2 separate regions of the Mus musculus genome follow, and region 2 is linked to region 1. A link is a loop called in an ENCODE intact Hi-C map of the cell type or tissue named here. Cell type or tissue: left cerebral cortex. All regions are shown on one strand. Each heading gives the region's core, and the rest is flanking DNA. Links, peaks and the distances in the headings are about the cores only.

Evidence for each region. Hi-C counts contacts between places; a loop is a spot of excess contacts. Peaks named below come from ENCODE experiments on the same cell type or tissue, not always from the same donor. Only the 100,000 strongest peaks of a DNase experiment are listed, where the experiment ranks them.
Region 2: a loop joins it to region 1, with 3 times the contacts of the local background. A loop is called at or near these places in 6 of 42 quality-filtered maps.

Annotation. Positions count from the first base shown.
Region 1 is chr13:111,266,047-111,271,417 of GRCm38, reverse strand. No RefSeq gene overlaps it. Among named protein-coding and RNA genes, the nearest start is that of Actbl2, 14 kb to the right of the region's middle. In left cerebral cortex, for the core only: no CTCF peak of the experiment used is centred there; DNase peaks (open chromatin) are centred at 1,550, 1,758, 2,255, 4,635 and 1 more place; H3K27ac peaks cover 2,210 bases.
Region 2 is chr13:111,392,246-111,397,616 of GRCm38, reverse strand. No RefSeq gene overlaps it. Among named protein-coding and RNA genes, the nearest start is that of Gpbp1, 95 kb to the left of the region's middle. In left cerebral cortex, for the core only: no CTCF peak of the experiment used is centred there; DNase peaks (open chromatin) are centred at 208, 438, 2,483 and 3,084; H3K27ac peaks cover 2,363 bases.

The sequences.
Region 1 (5,371 bases), core at 76-5,075:
GACAGCATCTTCTTACTTTGTGGAGCCGTAAGATGCACACCTGTAATGGTTGGTGTGCTGTGCTTGTGACATCAAACCTTTAGAAGATGAGATCATGTTGTCTCATGGCTTTTACTGTAGCCATGGAGCCATTTACCCAGGGTTGATTTGAAGGGATTTTTAACTTGAACGGTGCTGGCTCCATACAAATTTCATAGCAGGAAGATCTTGGGGATGGGACACACAGCCAAACATCAAAGCTTTCGGAGGTTTTTTTGTTGTTGTTGTTTGTTTTTTCCTACAGAGAAAGTCTTATCCCTAGTGCTTGTTACTCAGACCTTCTGTCTGGATGTGTTTCACACTGATGAGAGAGACGACAAGGAACAAAGAAGATAACTCTAGGGACACAGTATGAGCAGTGCCTAAAGCCTCAGACAAAGGCATCTGTGTTGGTGATGGTTTGCCCTTCCAGGCTTCCCGCAAAGCAGCGTGCCACAGCAGCGTGCCACAAAGCAGCGTGCCACAACAGTGTGCCACAAAGCAGCGTGCCACAGCAGTGTGCCGCAGCCTCTGCTCTGGTCACACGTCAAGGTTGACTTTGATTTTTAACCCACTTCCTACCAAATGGCATATTTTTTGGTTTTTAAGATTTTTTTCCCATAAAGTCAAGAAAGAAAACAATTGTGTTATTGAAGAGTATTCTTAACAAAATTCTTCTAGAAGCCTTTGTTTTCTGTTGCCTTGCCTGTGAGGTGTGTCCCATCAAATACAGGTATTGTGAAATAATTTTAAATACTGTAAAGCTAATGGAGTGGAGAAATAGACCCACCTTCTTGTCCATGCCCATAAATGTTCTAGAGAACTAGGAAGGCAGGAGCCAGGTCTTCCTGGCCCTGTGCTGAGCCTTTCACTTTGTCCTTTGGGGAAATGGATAGAAATTCTAGTGCCAGGGTCTCTAAGAAGCTTTCAAGTTTCAAGTTTACACTGTCAACAGGCTATACTGCACTCTGCTCTGAGAGGGCAAATATAGAGAGAAGAAATGGAGCCTGTGGTGGGGAGAAAAGGGAGAATCGAAGGAAGGGAGATGGAGAGAAACACACAGGCAGCAGAAGATGAGTCTCGCCATCTGTCCACGCTTGGTTTTTTGGGATCGATTATTGGGACCTCCCCCGGTCTGTCGGGACAGGGCCTTTGGTAAAGAAAGGAAACTTCAGAAGAGGATTGCATTAGAGTTTCTTTGCTGCATTGGCTGAGTGGTCGACTGAGTGTTTCCTTCCTGCACTGACCCAGGCACTGTATAAACAAAGTGAAACGGGATTTGGGTTGCAGCCTTCTCGGCCCACGTGATAGTCACTTAAGTTAGATTGATTTCAGAGGAGGAATAAATAGGAAAAAAGAAACATGCTAGTGATTGTACAAATATAAACAGATCCAGAGCATAAGCAAACTGGTCGAAAACAAAATGTTCTTGCGGTAAGAGGAGCAAAAATATCATGCAAAACCCTGAAATAGAAAGTAGACTCTTTCCTTCAAGCGAGTCCCAATAGGAGGACCACATATTAGCTCCTGCTAGGGTTTTCTTGTGGCTCACTGTCAAGTTTCGTTTAAAGGTTGTGGTTGGATAAGGAGCAGAGTAGCATTCTAGGTATGAAGGTGGAAGGAGCTGGCAGAACAGCGTCCGACCACAAGCACACCTTAGGCACTCTCATTGTGTTGGTATATTTATAATGATTATGTAGAGCCCAGCCCTGGGATGTAGAATTCCAGCCACATTTTGTGAAGGAGGAACTTCAAGCTCAGAGTGGTGACATGTGACATTGCCAGCATATGGCAGGCCCTCGCCTGGTTTCTAACTTCCAAGTTCATGTTCTATCTTAGGGATTATTCTGCCTTGAGAAGCTTAGAAACAAGAAGGAGAAGGAAGGAGGAAGAAGGAAGGAAGAAAGGGAGGAAGGGAAGGAGGAATAGAAGGAGGGAGGGAGGGTGGGAGGGAGGGAGGGAGGGAGGGAGAAAGCACCAGGAAGGGTAAGGAAGAAGAGGAAGACATGGGAGGGTTGGAGTCTGGGGTGTTTTCAGAGATGAGACTTATTTTTTGCTGGTGATCTGTAAAACTCTGTGTGTTTTAAAATTTGTTTTAAAGAACAAGTCGGAGAAGGCTCTGAAGTGCAGGCATATTAAAATCTAGTAAAACACAAGAGGCCTTGTTGGATCTGGGCTGGCAGAGGATGTGGGGGCGGCAGCTCGGAGGCAGAGGGTATTATTAGAGTATGTATCAGGCTGGCCTCCATGTTTCCAGCCCTGCACATCAGCATCGCCTTGTGTGCCATCTCCCCCATTCCAGCCTTCTGCTGCTTTGTCTCATCCTCTGGACAGCCATGGCCCATTCCTCTTCCTTCTAGGACTGGACACAGTGAGCCTGATTTCCCCGTTTCTTTTGTATGTGCCTCACCTTATCTAATCAGTGACCCCTTCTGGGAAAGAAGCATTTTGCTCTCTCTGAGGGCTTCTATGGCACATCATTATGAGAAGTGCTAAATGACGTTTTTAGAAATGGAAGAAGAAACTAAGAGTTGCCTGAAGCCAACACAGTAACCAAGTCAATAGTTGGAGCTTGGCTTTGGTTAAGACTTTAAACACTTGAGGCTACTTTAGGCTTCAAGCCTTCCTGTCTTTTTTCTTGGAGCCCTCTGGAATTGGGAAGATAATATTATTCATTCCAAAGATGGGATGTGGCTTTGGGGTGGAATGGTAAGTAGGTGGTAGGTGCAGCCTAGTCTACTGGAGGTGTTGTACTTGATCCAAAGCACTGAAAAAAAATTAAACTGCTCATTTCCTTCCCCATTTTCCCTTCCCTCTCTTCCATGTCTCCTGCTCTTCCCCTCTCCTCACATCCCCTGCTCCCCTCTGTGGCAGTCTCAAATATACTAAAATGAATTTTTTTCATTAAACATTTCATTATATTTTACACAAGCATACCCCCAACCCCCAACCGTGGAGTAACAAAGAGGATTTGGGCTGGAGCTCAGTGGCAGGATGGAACTCCACGGTAGGGTGCCTGCTTAGCACATGCAAGGCTTTGGATCCATCCCAGACCCACGCATGTCTAGGGAAAGCTCTCCAGAAAGGCATCTGGAATTTGTTGTTGTTGTTCTCTATGTTTTTTTCAAATTAAAACATAAATACCACCACTCCTCAAACCAAACCAAACCAAACCAAACCAAACCAAACCCACCCATCCCAACCCAACCCAACCCAAATGGAATATAACTTCTTATGTTCTATAATACATACTCTGTAGTAGATAAGGGTGATTTTCACTTCCAGGTTCAGAAGCAAACATAGAAAAAGCTATTTTGAAGTCAAGGACAGAACCAGGGTCTGGATTCTGGTTAGTAAGACTCTGGGGCTACTCTTAGCATTCATCTCTGTTCAGGCAGCCCACTACACGGAAACCGTCATTTCCAAGGAAGTACTGGTTCTCTGTGAGGTCAGAGGACAAATGCAGAACCAGAGGAACTCTGCAACAGGGCAACAGGGGGATGGTTTTCCTCTGAAGCTAAATTTCAGCAAAGAGGAAAAAAATATTTTTTGAGAAAACTGTGAACTCAATTTACTATCCAGCAGTAGCCATAGGACTGTAGGAGGATGAAGGCTTGTAGCCTCAGGAAGCTCTTAGAGAAGAAAGCTAAGGCATCAGGAAAGTTAAGTGTCTAATGGGTGATGACCCATTGTCACTCTTGCCCACATCCTGCTGAAGAGGAGGCTAGGTGGCCAAGAGACCACTCTCTGCATTCTAAACATATATCTTTGAATTTAATAAGGCTGCACTCAAAAGCCAGTGGGGGAGACACCGGTATTACAAAACTCCCCAGAAAGCCCAATACCAAACGTACAAAGATTCTATTGTTTAGGAAAGGCAAAGGCTTCAAACTCCCTCGCCTGTGTCTCCGGACCTTTCCTCTGGGCCCGAGGGCTTTGAGGGGGAGTGAGGAGTGCTGTGTGTTGATTGTTCCAAAAGCAGTTCTTGTGTGCAGAGATTGAATTATTTTTTAAAAATCTCTACTCTAGTCTTTGGCTTTCTTTTTTATTTATTTATCCTTGTTTCTGTGATATGCCACGTGTGCTATTTATACATCTGGTCATAGCCAAAATGTCAAAATATTTGCATTGAAGATTTGAGAATAAAGCTGGAGAGGGAGACAGACAGAGACGTGCCTGATCATCAGGGACAAAAGAGTGTGTGTGTGTGTGTGTGTTGGGGGGGGGGGTAGGGAGAGAGAAAAAAGTGGGTCCCAGGCCTCCCAGGATGACTGAGGTAGGGCTCAGACACTCTACTGTCCCCTTGATTGCAGCTGCCAGACAGATGACTATAATCCAGACATAGGCCTGTGTAGAGTGCCCCCCACCCCCAGCTTCTCTCCCCACTCCTCTTTGCCACATGTGTTCCTTCGTTTTCTTGGCTGTGCAGTTGGGATTTTCCTATTGTCGTGGTTCTTGTAGACTGGTTTGGCTTCCCTTGATTGTTAGGGTTCTTTGCCTTAAAAGACCGTTTAATTACATCAGTGCCGCAGATTTTCTGAAATAAGACTCTTAACACTAGAAATGTGGGAGATGCTTGGGACAGGGAACCGTGGGTGGTCAGCCTCCCTGTGGAAGGTAAGATCTCAAGGCTCAGACATTGAGAGAGGCTTGAGACAGCAGCAGATGAGAGGTCCCATGGTTGTAAGAGCCCAGGGCTGAACAGACATGCTTGTCCCAAAATGCCCAGTGCAACTACCCAGGCCGTCACACCCCTTGAAGAGGAAGACTGATCTTGCTGCACAGGAGAGGACTGCATTACGGGTTATGGGTAGTTTCTGTTGATGTCCTTGCCATTTCCTTTATCACAGAGGACTGGTTGGAATTCAGTTTTTCCTTACCTTCCGACAACAGTCACAAAATTGATTCCCAAGGCAACTAACTCCATTTCTATTTACAGCCAAAGGCACCTTGAGTAGCTTGGGAGATGTTTAGTCTCTGGAAGGGCTGGTGGCTAGGCTAGGCTAGGTCTGTCTGTCTGTCTGTCAGCTTGGAGAAAGATTGTTGCTTTCCATCCTTCCTGGTTCATTTATGTCCCTTCAGGAATGAATTTGGAGATGACAGGAAGGCATACTGCCTTCAGATCTGGTCAGGGACAGCTGGAGGCATGCATCCTGTAATGCCTAAATATTTCAAGTCCAGAGTCAAATGATGCCTAGAGTTTGGCAGGCTGCCTATTGAGGACCCTGAAGCCTGTTTCCCCGGGGCTAGAAGCTGGTTCCCTGGAAGCCGAGGAACTGTTATCCACAGGAGGCTTCCTGAGTTCAATGTATGTTTGCTGGGTGAGACGGAAACTAGGTTCATGCCTAGGATG
Region 2 (5,371 bases), core at 134-5,133, 130 kb before region 1:
GGAGGGCTTCTGAGTGCTTTCCAAGGGGATGATGGTCAACTCTCTTCCCAAGAGTTAAGAACTGACTCAAAAACAAAGAAGCCAGTCCCAGCATCCTCCCGGCTCTGAGGTGAGGCTGTCAAGGTCTGTGACAGCTGCGCACGGAAGTGTGGGAGGCTTAGGCAGCACTCTTCTTCCCACAGGTGGAAATCACACTCTTAAGTAGAAACTGGGCCAGGTTTTTGTTTGTTTGCCATTTTAGAATTTGCATTTACGGAAGAGCAAGCAAAGAGGGAAGACTCTTAGGGGACATTACAGCCCAGCCTGCAGCTCCAGAGATTGCTGTCCTGATAGGAGCAGGCACACCTTCCCCACCCCCACTCCCCACTCCCACCCTGCCTCCCCTTTTCGGTTCACACTATGCTGCAGGGCTGGCAGGGGACACAGTTTTGTTTATTCTCTGGCTAGGCTTGTTGAGTGGGAGAAAGCGCATTCTCAAATGCAGCTACTGTGGCACAGTCAAGCAGGTTCCGGTTCAGCTGTAGCTTCCGGTTATTTCCGTCTACGTTTTGCTCTGTCAACTCCTTAAAAGTTACATTAGTCCTCCATTGCAGCAGTTCAGCACCTAGACTATTAATGTCAAAAGTTCAGACCTAGGCTCCAGCACTCACAGGTTGGGTGTGCTCAGGGGGGCTGCTTGGCCTTTGTGCACCATGTTCCTTGCTAAAATGAGGGAATACTTGTACCTGCTTCAAGCGGCTGTGTGGATTTCAAATATTTAAATATTTGATTTTTAAAAGGTTTATTTATTTATATGAGTACATGCTAGCTGCCATCAGACACACCAGAAGAGAGCTTCGGATCCCATTACAGATGGCTGTGAGCCACCATGTGGTTGCTGGGAATTGAACTCAGGACCCCTGGAAGGAGCAGTCAGTGCTTTTAACCTCTGAGCCATCTCACCAGCTACCGGATTTTAATGGCTTAATACCCGCAAAGGACATATGGGACAGTTTCAGGTGGATGCTGGGTATTTTATTTGCCAATAAACACCTGCCGCCTTAAGTGGGAAGCTTAGCCTTCATGAATTGGGTTGTAAATGTAGCAGCTTTTGCTATAGGGAGCAGGTACCCGAAAGCCAGTGTGCGTGTGTCAAAGCCCCAGTGTTCCAGAGCTGATTTTCACCCTCAGTTACAAAGGATTTTGTCCTTTTAAGGCCTGACCTTTTTGAGGGCCCCATGTGTCCCAGAAAAAGTGTCCACTGGCTTTTCTTAGGCTACCCCTGAGCTGACCACAAGCTTTTCCTTCTATTGGAGTAGGTATGATTTTTGGGATAGTGAGTCCAAATTGGGTCAAATCAGAATTTTCTGGAGCAGAGAGCTGGCACGTCTGAAGAAAAGCCCTGTAGTTCGGCGGTTCTCAACCTTTAATATATTTCTCATGTTGTGGTGACCTCATAACCACAAAATTATTTTCACTGCTACTTTATAACTGTAATTTTGTTACTGTTATGCATCATATAATGTGTTTCCCCGATGGTCTTAGGCTTCTCCTGTGAGAGGGTCTGTCAAGTCCTAAGAGGTCACAACCCACAGGCTGAGAACCTGTGGTGTAGTTTCCCTGATTTTAAACTGAATTGAAGTGATTCTGGTGGGAGCTGAAAAGAGCCTGGATTCATCCAGGGTTAGAATGGCATGGGAGTTGGGGGTGGGGGGTGGGGTGGGGGGGTGAGGGGGTGAGGGGAGGTGGACGGGATCAGGAGTTGGAAGGGGTTAGGAGGTGAGCTCGCTTTTCCACCCTTTGGCTTGTGGAATCCTCCTTCAGAGGCTCAGACAGAGGAATGGATCCTCTCTCTGGAACCTGGCTGAAGAGATCTACCAACACTGGCTGCTTACCTCTAATCGAGTGAGGTTTGTGTGTTTGTGTGTGTGCATGCTGCACAGTGTGCGGATGGAAAGGGAAATGTGGTCATAGGCCATGCCCGTGGGGAGGGCAGTATATGGATACAAATGTGGATTTCAAGGTGATAGCCCGGGGGGTCAATAGCAATGGGTAGAAAACCACCAGAATCCAGAAGAGAGACAGGACCGATTCACAAAGTCTCAGAAGGAATTAACCTTGCTAAGACCTTGGTCTTAGCCCTTTAGTCTCAAAAGTGTGAGGCTACCTTCCTGCTCTTTAAGCCACCCAGTCTAGGGTGCTTTGTTATAGCAAGCCTAGCTAAGCAACACCCATGGGAATGTTGGAACTTTCTGGAAACAGGTAGAAGCTTCTTCTCGGGCAGGCTGATTGGCCCTGACTACCCACACCGTCCTATTGTCATTGCCAATCACGTTTTATTCTGTGACCTGTGGTCTCACTCAGCCCTAGATCTCCTGTATTTCTCCAGTGGAACATTGCCTTGCTGTTGCAGGCTGTGTAAGTGGGGGCCAAGAATGGAGCTCTTTGTTTAGAAATTGCGTGGTGTACCTAAATAACAGCTATGAGCATATGGAGAACTTTCAAGCCAGAGGCGTTTCAGAACTAGGCAAGGGAAGAGAGCCTTCATTTGTCAAAAAGACATTTCCTGTTCAGATCCATCACAATCTTCCCTGCAGCCTCCCTTCCTGTCCCTCCTCCCCAACCCCAAATATATAAGAGGCAGCGTAGGCCCAACAGGATGTTAGAAGAAGTGGATTAAAAAGAAATAGCACATCAGATAAAACGGGGGAAAAAAAACCCCAAAAGACCACTACAACCTCAGTTCTTTCCACTTACTTAGGCATGAAATTCCACCTGCCAGCTTTTCCTGCAGACTGCTAGATTGTATGTAGTGGTCTGTATGCTTACACCCCAGCTCTGAAGCAGGCAGAGCCAGGTTCAAGGTCCACTCCAAGCCAGCTTGCTCCAAGGATGAGGTAGGGCTGGCTCTCCAAGGTGATCTCCAGTTCAGGCGCCCTGGATGCTGGCTGCTCAGTTCCCGTTGCTGATGCTCCACAGCTTCAGAGCTCCTGGCTCTGGAAAAGCCCCATTGGAATGAAAACACCTCACTGGCTGCCAGGGAAGTGGTGAGGGAGGCAGTGAGTGAGCGAGCGGGCGAGCGGGTGAGCGAGAAGGCAAGGAGGCTGTACTTGCTCATGTGTGAGAAGGAGGTGACTCCTGGGTAGTTCATATCCTGGTTTCACACCCCATTTACAGAGTGTCCCACAGATTTCTCTCTTGTCACCCAAGCCACAGTCCTGGGAAAGCGCCAGTCTTCCAGTTGCTTCTGTCACAGATAGTCATGGCTTCATGGTAGGCCTTAGTTAAAGGGAATTTTTAAAATTAATCTTTTCAGGTTAGCATACAAAGTAATGGGCTCATTATCGAATTTTCTTTTCTCTTTTCCTTATTCATTTTTTATATCCCTAAATGTTGCCGCCCCCCCCCCCCGCCCTCTTTACAGATTTCTTGCCCCATCTTCCCTCTCCTTTGCCTCTGAGAGGGTGCTCCCTTCCCCCTTGCCTGGGGATCAAGTCTCTACAGGATTAAGGGCATCTTCTCCCACTGAGGCCAGACAAAGTAGCCTGTGCTACATATGTGCTGGAGAACTCAGACCAGCCTGTGTATAGCGTTTGGTTGGTGGCTCAGTCCCAGGGGTCCAGGTTAGTTAACACTGTTGTTCTTCCTATGCGGTTGCCACCCCCTTCAGCTCCTTCAGTCCTTCCGCTGGCTCTGCCATAGGGCAATTCTGTCCATTTTATCCTTTTGTTGGTTTCTTTGTGAATGTCCTATCATGCCACCCAGTCCCATTCACCACCCCCTCCCCTCGTACCTGCCGCCCACCCTTGCAACCTCCCCGCAACAGAGGAAAAAAAATCTCTATTGTGTCACAGTGTGTCCCATGGTGTACCCTTCAGCCTGCTTCTTTGCTTGTGAATGTTCATTGCAATGACTCCTGGCTCAGGTCGGAGGCCTCTGGCTTCTGCGACTCTGTGAATACTGGATCCTCACGGAGACTTCTCTCAGGCATCCTGATGTTGCCCTGTGTCATGGAGATGCTTATTTTTGCATATGTAGGACCTGCTCCTTCATGCACTCCAGCAGTTCATTGGTAGATGTTGGGGTGGGCAGGCCAATCTCAGAGCCCAGGAGCTGGGCCTGGGAGGGAGCTGAGCTGGTCAGCCCATCCTTATGGTACTTTTGTATATGTGATATACGTTTTTTCTTCTTTTGTTCAACTCCCCTACGCCCTCCTATTCCCTGGCCCCACACTGCCCCTCCCCCCCAGCTCATTTCTTTTCTTTCCACAGTTAGACCATGCTGTCGTCTTTGTGTGTGTGTTTAAGAGTTATCTATTTATTTCATGTATATGAGTACACTGTAGCTGTACAGATGGATATGAGCCATCATGTCATTGCTGGGAATTGAACTCAGGACCTTTGCTCGCTCCAGCCCTGCTTGCTCTGGCCCCAAGATTTATTTATTGTTATATGTACGTACACTGTAGCTGTATTTAGATACAGCAGAAGAGGGCATCGGATCTCATTAAGGATGGTTGTGAGCTATCATGTGGTTGCTGGGATTTGAACCAGGACCTTCGGAAGAGCAGTCAGTACTTTTAACCGCTGAGCGATCTCTCCAGCCCTATGTTGTATTCTTCGAATATGTTCCTTTACCCTATCTCCTACCTCCCTAAAGATCTCTTTCTCTTCCTTTTTACAGCCCCTCTCAGTTTCGAGATACACACACAATTACTTTTAATTTTTGGTTTTTCATACAGAAGCAAACACATGGGGTTTGCCTGTCTGAGCCTGGGTTTTTTTCTCCTGACATAAAGATGACCAGTTGCATCTATTTTCTTGAAAACATCATGCTCTCATTTCTCGTCATGGTTTGTGTACACACTGTGTTTTCTTTATCCACTCATCTGTTGCTGGACTCCTGATGTGATCTGTATCAAAGCTACTGTGAGTGCTATTGCTGTCATGGATGTGCAAGGATGGGCTGATGGGCACTTGATCTGCTCTATATCACGGCTGCTGTGAGTGCAATTGCTGTCATGGATGTGCAAGGATAGGCTGAGCTGCTTTCCTGCAGCAGCTTCGGAAGGGGAACTCCCATGTCCATCTGTAACTGCAGCTAGTCCCCACAGTGACAGACGTGCCTAAGGATATGTACATCCTTGTATAACGATGACCATGTGCTTTCAAGGATGACAATGTCTGGATATACCTTTTGACAACTCTCTTTATAACTGCTAATTCATAGCGAGATTTAGAACATAAAAATAATAGTCATAATCCCTAATGCTCAATTTAGAATGTGCTTCCCCACATTCCCCTCACCCCTCTGCCCCCCCAAAACCCAAAAAAACCTGTGCACTGGGAATGTCACCTCCAGAGCAGCAGCATGAAAGGGGGACTTCTGTGAA